3 separate regions of the Homo sapiens genome follow, and regions 2 and 3 are each linked to region 1. The links are chromatin contacts, found by Hi-C in ENCODE. All regions are on one chromosome and are shown on one strand. Each heading gives the region's core, a stretch centred on a gene start or an enhancer-like site at or near the end of the contact. The rest is flanking DNA. Distances are from core to core; before and after follow the strand shown.

What was found. Hi-C counts contacts between places; a loop is a spot of excess contacts on that map. Pooled maps may share reads with other maps.
Region 2: a loop to region 1 is called in a pooled map, with 5 times the contacts of the local background. The contact joins the promoter of ITPK1-AS1 here to the promoter of BTBD7 in region 1. A Hi-C loop is called at or near these places in 2 of 37 single-sample maps with no recorded cell type and 3 of 50 pooled maps.
Region 3: a pooled map shows a loop between it and region 1 (2.3-fold over the local background). The contact joins the promoter of PRIMA1 here to the promoter of BTBD7 in region 1. A Hi-C loop is called at or near these places in 5 of 50 pooled maps.

The regions. Positions count from the first base shown.
Region 1 is chr14:93,330,476-93,334,536 of GRCh38, reverse strand. It overlaps BTBD7 (BTB domain containing 7), which reads left to right and starts at 1,501. Exons shown (of 11, transcript NM_001002860.4): 1 at 1,501-1,717. It also overlaps a transcript of UNC79 not described here.
Region 2 is chr14:93,064,816-93,069,334 of GRCh38, reverse strand. It overlaps ITPK1-AS1 (ITPK1 antisense RNA 1), which reads right to left and starts at 1,883. Exons shown (of 1, transcript NR_002808.2): 1 at 1-1,883. All of the region lies in intron 3 of ITPK1 (inositol-tetrakisphosphate 1-kinase), which reads left to right.
Region 3 is chr14:93,787,186-93,791,870 of GRCh38, reverse strand. It overlaps PRIMA1 (proline rich membrane anchor 1), which reads left to right and starts at 3,386. Exons shown (of 5, transcript NM_178013.4): 1 at 3,386-3,461; 2 at 4,122-4,245. The coding sequence starts at 4,153. RefSeq lists enhancers at 1,883-2,594, 2,595-3,308, 3,309-4,020.

The DNA.
Region 1 (4,061 bases), core at 252-2,751:
GTGGACACTCAGAGGTAATCATTGGCTCCAATTAGATGGACCTATTTCTTTTATATTTTCTCACTTTTCCATGCATTTCTTGTCTATCGCCCTGAGGCTGTATGTTCAACTGAAGTGACCCTTACCAGCTAGAGGGGAATTTCAGGCAAGGGACTGCTACAATCTCTGCTACAATCTCCAAACCTTCAAGGATTGGGTAAGAGGGTGAAAAGGGTGAGATGGGTAAAGAAAATGAAGTAATACAAATTGGAAAGAGCTATCCTTTTCAAGGAAGTAAGGTGATGAAGAATGAGGGTGAGGAAAATACAAATCTGAAGGAAGTCCAGAGGAAAACAACAATGATATTGTCTCCAACTGAATATGAAAAGCATAAAATAATGGAGGGTCAAGAGATGGTTAAAAACACATCACAAAATTCCAAATTGCTCTTATCCTTTGAAGCTTAGAGGTGGTTTCAGAACAACAACAACAAAAAACTGTGTGACACAAAACTTGTTAAACAATGGGTAGAGATTGAAAATGCAAATACAATACTTTCAAATAAATTCCCAGAGTTGCTAATGTCTATCAGAGGAAAAGGAGGTGTAACGGTGCCTCCTCACTGGGTTCAGAATGCCTGGGTTCTGATCTTGGCTTGCCTACTTGTTAGTATTTCTGAGCCTGTCTCCTTGGTTGTAAAACAGCAATAAAAACACCTATCCTGACTACCACAAAGGGTGGCTTTGGCGTTCAAATGAAACCATGGATCTCTCTGGAAAACGACAGTGCCCCATAAATACAGTATTTTTGTTATTGCATCGCTGAAATTATTGCAAACCCCCAAACAAGGGGCATCTAGGGAAGAGCGACTTGGCTCTCCCACGTGGCGACTGTGTGTTTTCATCAATTTTGTCCTTTGTTTACAGGGGTATCTTGTTAAGGAAAACTTTTCAGTGTCTTAAAGATTATTTTTTAACCTACTACACAAGTAGCAAGGTGGTGCCTGTAAAAGTACCATGCAGACAAGTGCTTACGATAGACAAGTGCTCACTGCCAAGAAGCAGCCACCGGAATGCCAGGACTGTCAGCAATGACTTTCCGCGGAAGAGTTGTTCTCGAGAAAGATGCACTCATTGCATGCGACCACCCGAGGGACGCCGGCCGCCGAACGGAAACATGAATTCGTGGAAATGGCCATCTGGTGACGTAGTAGTGACACAGTTCTTATATTCTGATACATTTAATAATGTGTCACAATTCGCTGGACTAAGCAGGATGCTGCCACAAGAGGCAAACTCCCAGCGACCCGACGCCCGGCTCCCAGCCGACGAGCAAAAATAATGCGCGCGCACTCCGCTCCCATGGATCCAGCGAACGCACCGCCCCCCCACGCGGCCCGACTCGCGCGGCGACGTCGGGCCACGTGACCCTGAGCGGGACGACGGCAGGGGAGGGCGGGGGCTCCGGCCGGCTCCGCAGCGCCGCGCAGGCGCCCCAGGGCCACGCCGAACCGAGCCCCTCCTGCTCCGTCTAGGAGTCAAAATGGCGGCGAGGGGAACCTGGAGCAGTCCCGGAGCCTGAGCCACTGACAGGAGAGGAGAGGGCGGCGGCGGCGGCGGTGGGAGGAGGATGGCCGGGGGTGCTGGCGCCGGTGCGGACGGCGGTGCTGGTGGCGGCGGCGGCGGAGGCGACGGCAGCGGTCCCAGCGGCAGCAGCAGCGGCGGGAGGAGCCTCCGGGGTGAGTGTCCCTTGGTGTCTCTGAGGCTGTGGAGCCGAGGCTGTGTCCGGTGTGGCGCGGGGCGTCCGGGAGAGGAAGGGGCTGTTCTTAGGCGTGGGGGCGCCGGGGCTGGGGCCAAGCCGCCGCGGGAGGCGCTGGGGCGCCGGGCGGGGAGGGGCCAGTCGTCCGTCTGGGGCTGAGGCGCGGCGGCGCCGGACTGGCCGGTCTCTGTGCGCTCCGAGGGGCGGGCTGGAGCGCGCCGCCGTCCCTGGGGCAGGGGCGCGAGGTGTGGCGCTCGGGGCGGGGAGAGCGGCCCGAGGGAGTCGCGACGGCAGCCCGGCCGGCTTTGGGCTCCGGGCGCCGAGGGGCGGGACCCGTCGCTCCCAGGACGCTGAGAAACCGCTCCCGAGACGGGGGCGCGTGTTTACCCGGGTGCGGGGTTGCGACCGCCAGGGGTGGGCGTGAGAGTGGCCGGCGGGGTCTGGGAAGGGAGCAGGCCTGAGGACTGCTACTCCCAGGGGAAGTTAGATTGTCCGGGTAAGTTACTATTGCGGGATAAACCTGGAATTGAGCTTTGACAGGTTGGGAGGGAGACAATACCGAGTGTTTGATAAAGAAGAGGAGGCTGTGCTTGTTGGACTACTTGAATGGCAAAAAGTGTGCATATTTCAGTACCTTATTTGCACAGTGTTTGCTAGCTTTACCCCGAGGGTGAGAACTTTCTCACCGTTTTTCAAGAAACTCTGAGGAGTGTTGTTTCTCCTGTGAACTACAATTGCACGTCTTCACATACCAGCACAGATAATAAGTACTCTGGAGTAGGCCTAATTTACAGAAGCAGTCTTGGTTATCTACACCAGAGCACTGTTAACTCTGCGAAAACATCTTACTGTAATGAGAAAGTAGACATTTTTACAGAATTACTTAGCTTTTTCAACTAACAACCTTTTTGGGGGGGGGGAGACGGAGTCTCGCTCTGTCACCCAGGCTGGAGAACAGTGGTGCGATCTCGACTCACTGCAACCTCCGCCTCTCAGGTTCAAGCGATTCTCCTGTCTCAGCCTCCCAAGTAGCTGGGATTACAGGCGCCCGCTGCCACGCCCGGCTAGTTTTTGTATTTTTAATAGAGACGTGGTTTCACCATGTTGGCCAGACTGGTCTCGAGCTCCTGACCTCTGGTGATCCGCCCGCCTCGTCCTTCCGAACTACTGGGATTGCAGGCGTGAGCCACCGCGCCCGGTCTGGTCAACTAACAATCTTTTGTCCCTAATAGCATCTGTTTCCTTTAGATTGCTGAAATGAATTGCTTTCTTCCTGAAATGTGGAAGAAAGACTTGAAATTGCTTTGCAAGAATCATACGTTGTTAATAGCAACTGTTATTAGACTTGTCATGGAATTTTGGAGTCAGAAAAACTTTTAGAGATCTAAAGGTGTGAATATTGTTTTAGAGCCGGGAAACCAGACCCAGAGAGGCGAGTGACTTGTTGTGGATCCTACAGCTGGCGATGGATTAGACCAAAACTAAGATGTAGGCCTCTACACCCCATTACCCCATTTAGAGAGCTCATTGTTACTACACTGCTGAGCTGCTTACTTTTCATTGATTGCATTCTTCACCATTCACTACCTACCCCTATCCATAGGGTTTTGGTGTAATAAAGTTGAAAGCGAAAATGAGAGCCTCTGTCTCATTCTGACAGCTACTTCAAGTAACTGATGAAGATTTTTTTTTTTTCCTAACCTGAACTTAATAAAAACGGAGTGATATTTCGTTTGGAGTTTTCTTAGGCTCATGACTACATTTTCACCCAGTTTTAGCATGGCTCATTCTTGCATGAATTCAGTAAAACTCATAGGTCAATATTCTGTCCCACAAAACCTGACTACTGTATTGTTTTGTGTCCCAACACCAGCATTTAAACAAGGTTTTTCTATCAGACTCTGATTTTAGGATTTAAAGCACCTGTGTTGATTTCTAGGTTACACTACCTAGTTTCCAGGTATCATCTTGAGTCACAGCATTTTTATAGTGTGTCTCAGGTAAACCTTCGGAAGTGCAGTAATGCCAAAGTTATTCTGATTTCAGATTCTAGTCACGGAAGCTCACACATCCAAAATTACATAGGTGACTGTTGAAGGTCTGCTTTTTGTTTTGCATTAGATGAATGATGTGGAAGAAAGGAAAGAAACATAATATTAGGTTGGTGCAAAAGTAACTGCAGTTTTTGCCATTAACATATAGACTTTTCCCTCAAGTTCTTATTGGAAAGATCAGGTGTACCAACATGAGTCTCGAAGACAATCTAGTGAGTTCTACTAATGCAAAGAATGCTGTTGGTATACAGGGTAGAGAGAGATGAGTGA
Region 2 (4,519 bases), core at 634-3,133, 270 kb after region 1:
GCGGTGCCAGGTGAGTTGTTCATGGGGTGCTGTGTCGGGGGCATGGAGGGGCTTCTGCAGGCGAAAGCTGGGTGCTCCAACCTGAGGCTATGGGGGAAGAGCCATGGGGAGGATACATGGAGGGTGATTAGACAGGGCTGCACTGGAAAGCAGACAGCAGGGTTTTCTGAGAGGGGCTGTGGCTGCAGCCTAGTGAGGGGTGATGTGCTCTCCAGGGGCTCCTGCAGTGACAGAGGGCAGCAGGAGACAGATGGCAGGGTGTGGTACCTGGGTAGATGTGGGAGGTGAGAGGGGGAGGATCAGTCCCCAGACTCCTCCCTTGTTTCTGGCCGGAGTGCCTGGGCATGGGGGTGCAGGAGGAGCAGCCGCCAGGGAGGGAAAGCCCATGCCAGCACTGGCGCTTTCCGATAGGTGTGCTGAGTGCAGGCAGCGGAGGCCTGTGTTGGTAGCTGCTCTCGGAATTCAGAGCCAGAGGGGACTCACGTGGTTGCGTGGTGTGCATCTCTGGAAGGATTATAGGTGCTAAATTCTCCATCTCAGCATTAAAAATGTACTTGTTATTTAGGTTATATTTTTACATGGTACCAACATTTTTTTAAAAGGTATGCTGAACACAGTGTCAAATGATCAATCCACAGCGGGGTTCCCTCTGCCACCCATACTCTCCAGCGTACCCCAGCTGGCTGACCCCGGTGCTCTTGATGGATTTTATTTCCAGGTCACTGGGGCATAGGTAGGGGTGGACACCTGTGAACATCCTTCCTTCTGTCGATTTTCTCTGCCGTGTGCTGTGGAGCCAAGCGTAAAGGGCTTTGGGAATAACAATCGCTGTGGGGTTCTGACGTCTTTGGAGCTGGGACAGCCCATGGTAGACTTGCGGTCCACCCATATCCTGGGCAGTGGCTTTCTGAAGTTCACGTGAGCCTGACTCTGACCTCTCCCCAGACCCCATCATCTCCAAGGAGGACCGCCACGGGCTTGGGGGGCTGGCTCTGCACACAGTGTTTCCATGTGGTCATTTGAGGCCAGTAATGGACACAGATTGCTCTTGGCTGTGCCTCACTTCCCTGTGGGGTCCAGAGACCTGGGTTTGAGTTTCTGAGTCTGTTTCCTGGCTGTGGATCTTTTCCTTCCTCTTTAAAGGGATGACAGCGCACAGGATTGAAGACACCTAAGAGATGCTGAAGGAATATTAATTGATTTTTACTCATCTGTTGTTATGATTAATGGTGGCATTTCAGTGGGGAAAATACAGCTACAGATGAAACTGGGCTGTTGAGAAAGATACATTGTTTCAGTGTGGAGAATATAGTATTTTTTTTTTTTTTTTGCCTCCCCTCTGTATCACTTTTGGGTTTCTAACAATTGTGGATTCCAGCTTACTCCTTCCTTTTTTAAAAGATAGATTTTATGGTTTTTTTAAAAAATTTGAAATGCAGGTATTTTTTTCCCCCTAAACATTGACAATTATTTTCATTCTCCATCATTTACTATTTGCTTAGGCTATGTAGATAACAAATAAGACAAAGTTATGTGAAAGCATGATCCCCATAGTGTTTTTTAATAATGATGATACATGAGGTGCTGGGAAGGGTTATATAAATGAGGTCTGCTCATAGCAGTTCTCCAATGTGGCCATTAAAAAAAAATCACATTTTTCACATTTTGGAAGACAGCGTGGGGAAATGCTCGTGAGTTGCTTTGAGTACTGTCGTCATACTCTGAGTGGTTTCATTTCTATCCGTTTTATTTTGGTTCCTGAGCTTTTTAGGTTTGCTGTTAGAAATAGAAGCTGTCACCGTGTTGCAGTCTTGTGCAGCTTCCGAAGCCTGTGGCACTCAGTTCTAGGGTGATTCTTTCTCCAGCCTTTGATGCACTGAGTCAATTTGAGCAAATCCTTTAAAAAAAAAAAAAAGTTCCCACATCCCATGTCAAGACAACAGAGCTCTGCCAGGGCAGGTGGGGCTCCCTGTGCTCCAGGGTGCCTGGGTGCCTTCTTGCAGGCAGGCTTCCAGAACCCCAGGCCCTCCTCACCACACCACGCAGGGTTGGGACTGGATCTCCCTGGTACCTGCCACCCTTGCTTGGCTGTCAAATGTCAAGAATTCCGTGGCCTCAGTGGAGCGTGCCAGGTAAGCATTTTACGTAAAAGCAAAGAAAAGAGATGGAATGAAGTACACAGGGGAAATAGGAAGGGATGGAACGGGGGTTTTAGAAAGGGCCAGAAGCAAGATTCTGCTCTTAAAGTAGCTGACTGTCCTGGCATTCTGGGGTGAAGGTATCCATAGCATTGCTACTCAGAGTGTGATCCTAGGGAATCTGGGTGCAGATGGAGAAACTCGGATGCAAACACTGGATTCCTCAGCAGTCGGTTCCCGTTTGGCCTGGTGCAGGGCTGAGACTCTGAGGAGGAGGCATCTTGACCTGAGGGCCCTGGACTGTGCTCCTTGTCCAGCTGGGCGCAGAACCATCGTAGTCAAAGCCAGGAATGGAGATGCATTGCCTCAGGTCAGTTCCAAAGACCAGGAAGCGTCCCTGAGTATTTCAGTTGAGTAAGGACCTGGCATCTCCCTCTTCAGCCCCTTCCCTGCTCTCATATTTTTATTCATGCTTTTAGAACTGCTAAATGTCAGGTGGGTGCAGTGGCTCACACCTGTAATCCCAGCACTTTGGGAGGCCGAGGCGGGTGGATCATGAGGTCAGGAGATCGAGACCATCCTGGCTAACACGGTGAAACCCTGTCTCTACTAAAAATACAAAAAATTAGCTGGGCGTGGTGGCAGGTGCCTGTAGTCCCAGCTACTCAGGAGGCTGAGGCAGGAGAATGGCGCGAACGCGGGAGGCGGAGCTTGCAGTGAGCCGAGATCGCGCCACTGAACTCTAGCCTGTGACAGAGCAAGACTCCGTCTCAAAAAAAAAAAAAAAAAGAATTGCTAAATGTCACCTTGGCAGTGACACCTACCCTGCTTTCCCAGCAGACGCCTCTGCCCCCTACACACACACACACACACACATACACACACACACATGCACGCGCACACACGCACGCACACCAAGCTGAGCTGCCTGTTGGTGTGTCCTCCTGAGGCTGGGACTTGCTGGTCTCTGAGGAGCACGTGGTCTGGCCCTGATGTGCGCTGTGTCTACTGGGTGAGTGAATTAAGGACTGAGGTATTGTGCTACACAGGATGTGGCCAGGCCTCGAGGGTCTGTGCTTGCTAAAAATAACTCTAGATTATTCTTTTGCTCATTAAGTAATATGTACTTGTGGAAATCTTGGGAAGTCAAGATAGGCTCACAAATGAAAACCCAGAGATAATTATTGAAGCAATTTTTACATAAAATATGCTCCTTTTTCTATATGATGTGCATTCAGGTTAGGCTTTTCTGTGTCCCTAGTTTTGCCACTTGCATTTGGGGGAACAGTTGAGCATTTGCCTGTGCCATTTAAACACCTTGGAAATTGCTGTTAGAGTGGCTGCACCAGCTTCCCACCATCCCTATGTCCCAGCATCTAGAACCATTTCTCTGCTCCAGAGTCTCAAGTTCTAGGTTATTTCTGGTTTGCTGTTACTAACAGTCCTGCCCTGGGTGTCTCTGGACCTAAATCTTTGGGGACCTAAGTCACATCTCAGGCTGTTTCATTGGGTTATGGTCTAGAAGTGACTTCAGGATTTTGTTGCTAAAGAAGAAGGGGAGAATGGGGGACAGGTTGGGCTGCAGCTAGTCAGCTGTGTCCAGCACACTTGGGCCCTGGACTTAGAACTGGACAGGTTACTTGCCCCCTCTAAGCCTCAGTTTATTCTTCTGTAAAATGGAAATAATAATGGACCCAGTCTCATAGAGTTCCAGGAGTGAGGTCATGCAGATAAGGAACAGCACAGAACCTGTTTACCTAGTTTGTCCTCAGAAGGAGCTGTTTGTGATTATTTACTGGTGCCACCTCCACCACCATCATTGTCATCCTCAGTGGCCCAGGGAAGCGTGAGTCTGAATGAGGTGTGTTGTGTAGTTAAATGATGCGATGGGTAGATGAGCCAAAATGAAAGGATCTCTTCTGTTTGATTTATTTTCATGAGTAAAAAAGCCAGAAATGTCTGTAGCATAAGTTATGTCTGTTTGGTTTGGCTAAAGCAGGGCTGACCAGGGATGAGTCTCCTGCTGTGAGTGAGTGAGGTCCCAGCTTGTCCTCTGGGGTTAGAGCAGATTTTGCTCTGGCTGGGGTGCATTTGGGGGCATGGGCTGATTTATGTTTTCCTTCTTTCTGGATCTCCCCAGGTCTAGCCATGATGGGGTGAAGGCATCACCCCCAGGGAGTGCTGACCCCTGACCCTAGCCCCATGACCCCCTCCCGTGCTAGTTCATTATGGGCAGGGGAGGTCCCAGGGATTCCCCGCACACTCATCGTGACTTTTCCAAAAGCTGTGTAAATCCAGAGTTGTAACTTGGCTCTGTCTTTCTCCTTCCCCTTGATCCACCCTCAGCTCAAGAACTCCCCTGGGAAGCACAGTGGCTCCCG
Region 3 (4,685 bases), core at 2,137-4,636, 460 kb before region 1:
GGCAACAGACACAAGGCAAAAAGTGAAGCAGGGCAGGAGGGAAGCTAATAGAAAGTTGTGCATTTTTGTGAGATAGGGTCTTGTGATGTTGCCCAGGCTGTTCTTGAACTCCTGGGCTCAAGGGATCCTCCTGCCTCAGTCTCCCAAGTAGCTAGGACTATAGATGTGTGCCACCAGGTTGTACATTATTGAGCTGGTCATATCCTCAGAAGTAAAAACAGCCAGTTGCTCAGTTGCACCTGCTGGACATCTGCCGACAGGCCAAATGGAACCACTGCACTCCATATGCTGGGTCCCTTCCACCTCTTGTCCTTCACTGGTCAAAATGTGTCCCAAGCTTTAACTCCCCTGTATTTCTGAGTAGATGTATCTGGCCCCTGTAGGCAGACCTCATGTGGCCGTGGTGTGGGTTACCAACTGATTGAAAAGGGTGAGAAGAGCCATGTTCTCTCTAGGCCGCTCATGGCATAAGAGGCCTGTGACAGAGCCTGGTCTTCACCCTAAGGGAGGTCACAGGGGCGTCAGCAGGATGTGGGGCCAGGTTGCAGGGAGCTGAAGGCCCATGGGACGTAACCAACTCATCATTCTGCTGGAGGCTATATGATCAAACAGCAAACTGTTTATCATGAATGCAGGATGAGGGCAAACTCACAAGGCCCTGCCACCAAAAGGTTTGCTGAGGGACATCACTCCTTGGTGCCGGGCTCCTCGAAGTTATCTATTGGGAAATCTAGCACCTATTGTTCAAAGGATGCAGCCTCACAAGCCTGCTGTGAACCAATTGACAATTACTGGACAATCACACCCCCTCCCCTTTCTCACTATCTCTTTTGCCTAATAAATATGGAGAGCTGTGTAAAACTCAGGGCCCTTGTCCAGTAGAGGCAAGGCGCCCCCTGACCCCTTCTTCCAAATACACTCTTTTATCTCTTGTCTTTTATTCCCACGTTCGCCCCGCTTTGTTCAGTCCCCCTAGGTCCGTGCAGGCTACAAGTGGCACACTGAACAGTGACAGAATCGGGCAATCTACACCAGGTGACCCTCGAGAGGTGCATAGATTAGGTCCACTACAGCAATATTGAAGACCAGATTAGACAATGCAGGTTTTCCAATGCACAAAACTTACCTAAGTTCTCCCAACGTCGTGAGCCTCTAGTTGGGGGTTAGTATTTCTGAACCCCCAGTGAGCCGCTGTGTGATTCTGGCTCAGGCACAAAGGTCTCTGAACTGTTCACACAGGGCAATTACACTTACATCAAAGAGTTGTGAGACCTGAATTAAAATGCGGTGTAAATAACATTTGTAAGTGGCAATGAGCTCCATGTGTAAACATCAGGAGCTGTTGTCAAATGTAAAGATTGTGCTGAGCAAAATACCACGACTTGTTTTAGCCGGACAGGCATTAAAATATCCAGTGTTATTTTGACCTCAGCTGACCAATAGCTGCTCCATTTCTCCAAACTGTAGATGAGTCACCTAGGAAGTCCCTACCCCTTCATCTTCTTGCCATCCTCCCTCCATCCTATCCCACCCCCAGTGAGATATCCTCTTGTTCCCTTTTCTACCCAGCATCCAGAGTTCTGTCTGGCCCCCAGCAGGTGCCCATGGAGGCTACATATGGAATGAAGGAATGAAGGATTGAATAAATGTCTCCATTTCTTTGCACAAAGAGTTACCAATGCTTGAGATGTTCCCCTACTCCCAGGAAGTCACCCTCTCCTGGGAGCCTTTACTCAACCCGCCCTCCATTCCTGTCTTCCCCTTTCTCGGGGCAGCTGTGTGTGACATGCCAGTGCACAGTGGAATGGTTGGTTTTATCCATCTCCCTGACAGGCCCCTGAATTCTTAGGGGGGAAGGAACAAGGTCTCATTCACATTTGTCCCTGCATCTTGCTGGTTGAGGTGCAATCTGCAGCCTCGGGGCGGCGCTCTGGCATGAAGGAGGCCGCTAAGACGTTGTTCTGAAAGCTGGCTTGCAAGGTAGTTTATACTCTGCAAACCAGCGTTTATAGTGTGTGTTTACATGAGTGGCTTAAGGGTGTCCAAATACCGGGAAAAGGTGCTCAGTAAATGTTTCTTCCATGCATGCACTGTAGTATCTGACCCTCAGCTCTGTGTCTTAAGCCCCTGGTTCTCTCATCCAACCTAAAAATAGGATTGTCCAGGCCTTGAGGGCCTTCTGGAAGGCGCCCCCATCAGTCAAAGCGCTTGCAAAGTGCTTCCACCACAAGAGCAGAGAGGCCGCGCCATGCCTGTGATGCTGCTAGGCACAGCTTGTCTGAAAGAGATGCAACCAGGCTACCTCCCGAAGAACCGACTTGTTGATAATCTTGCCTCAAACAGAGGAGTTTGCAGATGGTTGAGGAAGAGCAGTGGTAGAAATGTTCTCCCCAGGGCCGTCACAACTCCTTCCCAGCCGCAGCCTAGTGTTGCAAGAGAGTTTCTGCTGCTGGGACTACAAAGGAGAGGACAAGGCCCATGGCCGGGAGAGGGGCGGCCTGCACCTTTCAGCCCCGGCGCCCGGGAGAGCCTGCGGGGAGTGCGGCGGGGAGAGTCCTCAAGGATGGAGCGCAAAAAAGGGTCTCAAGTCAGTCCTCGCCACCTTTCCGCAGCCTCGGGAGAGGCTTGGGGGAAGCGCAGGCAAGGGCCAAAACCCCATGGAAGTGGGAATCCTCGGCCTCCAGGGTGAATAAATAATTAAGCGCCCAATACACAATAGCCTCGCTAGATGGAGACGAGGAATCACTGCAGCGGCGCTGGCGGCGGCGGCGGGGGGAGCGCAACCCCGGGCGGGAGGCGGGAGAGGCTCTGGCTCGGCTCACGTCTGTTTTCCTTTTTCGTGGATTATTTATTTCGCCTCCACCCACGGCTTTGCTGCCCCAGCGGGAGCTCCCTGCCGGCGCCTCCCGCCGCTGCCTCTCGCGGGCCAGCGTGAGGGTAGTAGAGAGCTCGGGCACCCCAGTGCCCCGGGCAGCCGCGCGGCGCCACCAGGAAAGGCGGGGAGCCAACGCGGGCCCGGGGAGGGCTCGCGCGGCCGGCTCCAGGCGGCGTGGAGGAGACTTTCCCCGCCCTCTGCCTCCGCCTCGGCGGCCAGCCCTGGCCCTGGGAGCGGGGTGCCGCCCCTCCCGCCCCGCGCGCGGCTAGGCGCAGTCCGGAGCCACCGCGCCCTGCGCCCCGTGCGAGGACGCCGCTCCTGGTCCTCTGCTCAGCGGCCCGGGAGGCCCAACCGGCGCGCAAACTTTTGCTCCAGCGCCGGGCGCTCCTCCCCGGCATGTGAAGCCCCCGGGCGCCCGCGCAGCCGCCAAGGTGAGGACGGAGGCCCCGCCTAGAGGGCGGGGGACTGGGGAGGCGGCTGGCTTTAAATGGGGGCTGTCCGGCTGCTGGGAAACAGAGCTGCCGCGGGGGGAACGCGGACCTCTTTTCCCCGAGCCCAGGGTCGGCTGGGGCCGCCGCCAGGCAAGGTAGCGTGAGGCGTTGGAAGGGTGCGGGCGGAGATGGAGGCGTGGGGGAACCCACGCCCGGGAGCGGGAGATCGGGGCTGGGCGGAGGCGTGCAAAGGGGCAGCGCACGGAGGTGCCTATGTTGCAGTGTGCGCAATGAGGCCGGCTGGGCAGTGTGGGTGCAGGCAGCGTGAGATTTCTTGGGGCCGTGCATGCAGGGTCAGCGAGGGTGCAGGCAGGAGTCGGTGGGTGTGCACGGGGATCAGTGTGTGTGCACGGCTGTTTCTGTGGTTGTGCGCGCAGGTGAGTAGTGCCCGCCGGGTTTGAAGTGTGCTCACAGTGAGAGTGAGTTGTATGGGGGTTAATGGGGCGCAGTAAGTGTGCTTGGCTGTTTCTGGAGGTGTCCATGGGGCCAAGGTATGCACGCAGTATTCTGGAGCTGTGCGCGGAGCTAAAGTGTACACGCGGGGCTCTGGGGATGTGCGTAAGAAGAGTGTGAATTCTGGGACTGACGAAGAGTCAGTGAAGGTGTAAGCTGGAGTGTAAGTGCAGGCTTGGTTTACTAGGGTGCCCCTGGGTGCGGGGCGTGCCCGTCCGACCCGGGCTGGGAGGTATATTGGTGCGCGGCGGCGGAAGTGCCTGCGCGGTGTCCGCCTGACCCTAGCCTTGCTCTCCTGACAGTTCGCCCCAGGAGCGGGCGCCGCTGGCCGAGATGCTCCTCCGGGACTTGGTGCTGCGCCGTGGCTGCTGCTGGTCCTCGCTGCTGCTGCACTGCGCGCTCCACCCGCTCTGGGGCTTCGTGCAGGTGAGACGCGCCGGCTGCGCACTGGCTGGGAGGGCCTCCTGGGTAAGGGGCGAGCTGTCCCTTCCCTCCTGAGACCCTGGCCTCTTGCAGCCACCCCACTGATTGGTTCTCGGAAGAGCTTGGGAAAAGAAAAGCTGCTACGGTCCCCTATACCCTACCCCTGAAAAGATAAGAAACTCCAAAGAGAGGCTTCGATTGTGGCCTAAATCCTGCAGGACCGGGCTGGCCTTGGAATGGAAAGGGGCTCAGAGAATACCTTCCAATGATAACATTCTAGGGCAGAAATTCAGCAAAGAAACAAACTTACAAAGAAAAATGATCCCAAGGATATATATTATTTCTTTCTCACCAGAACCACTGATGAACTTCAAATTAGCTTTCTTAAACTGGTTTTCAACACGGAAGGCAGCCGTGTTTCTTATAGGTATCAGAGTTGAGGA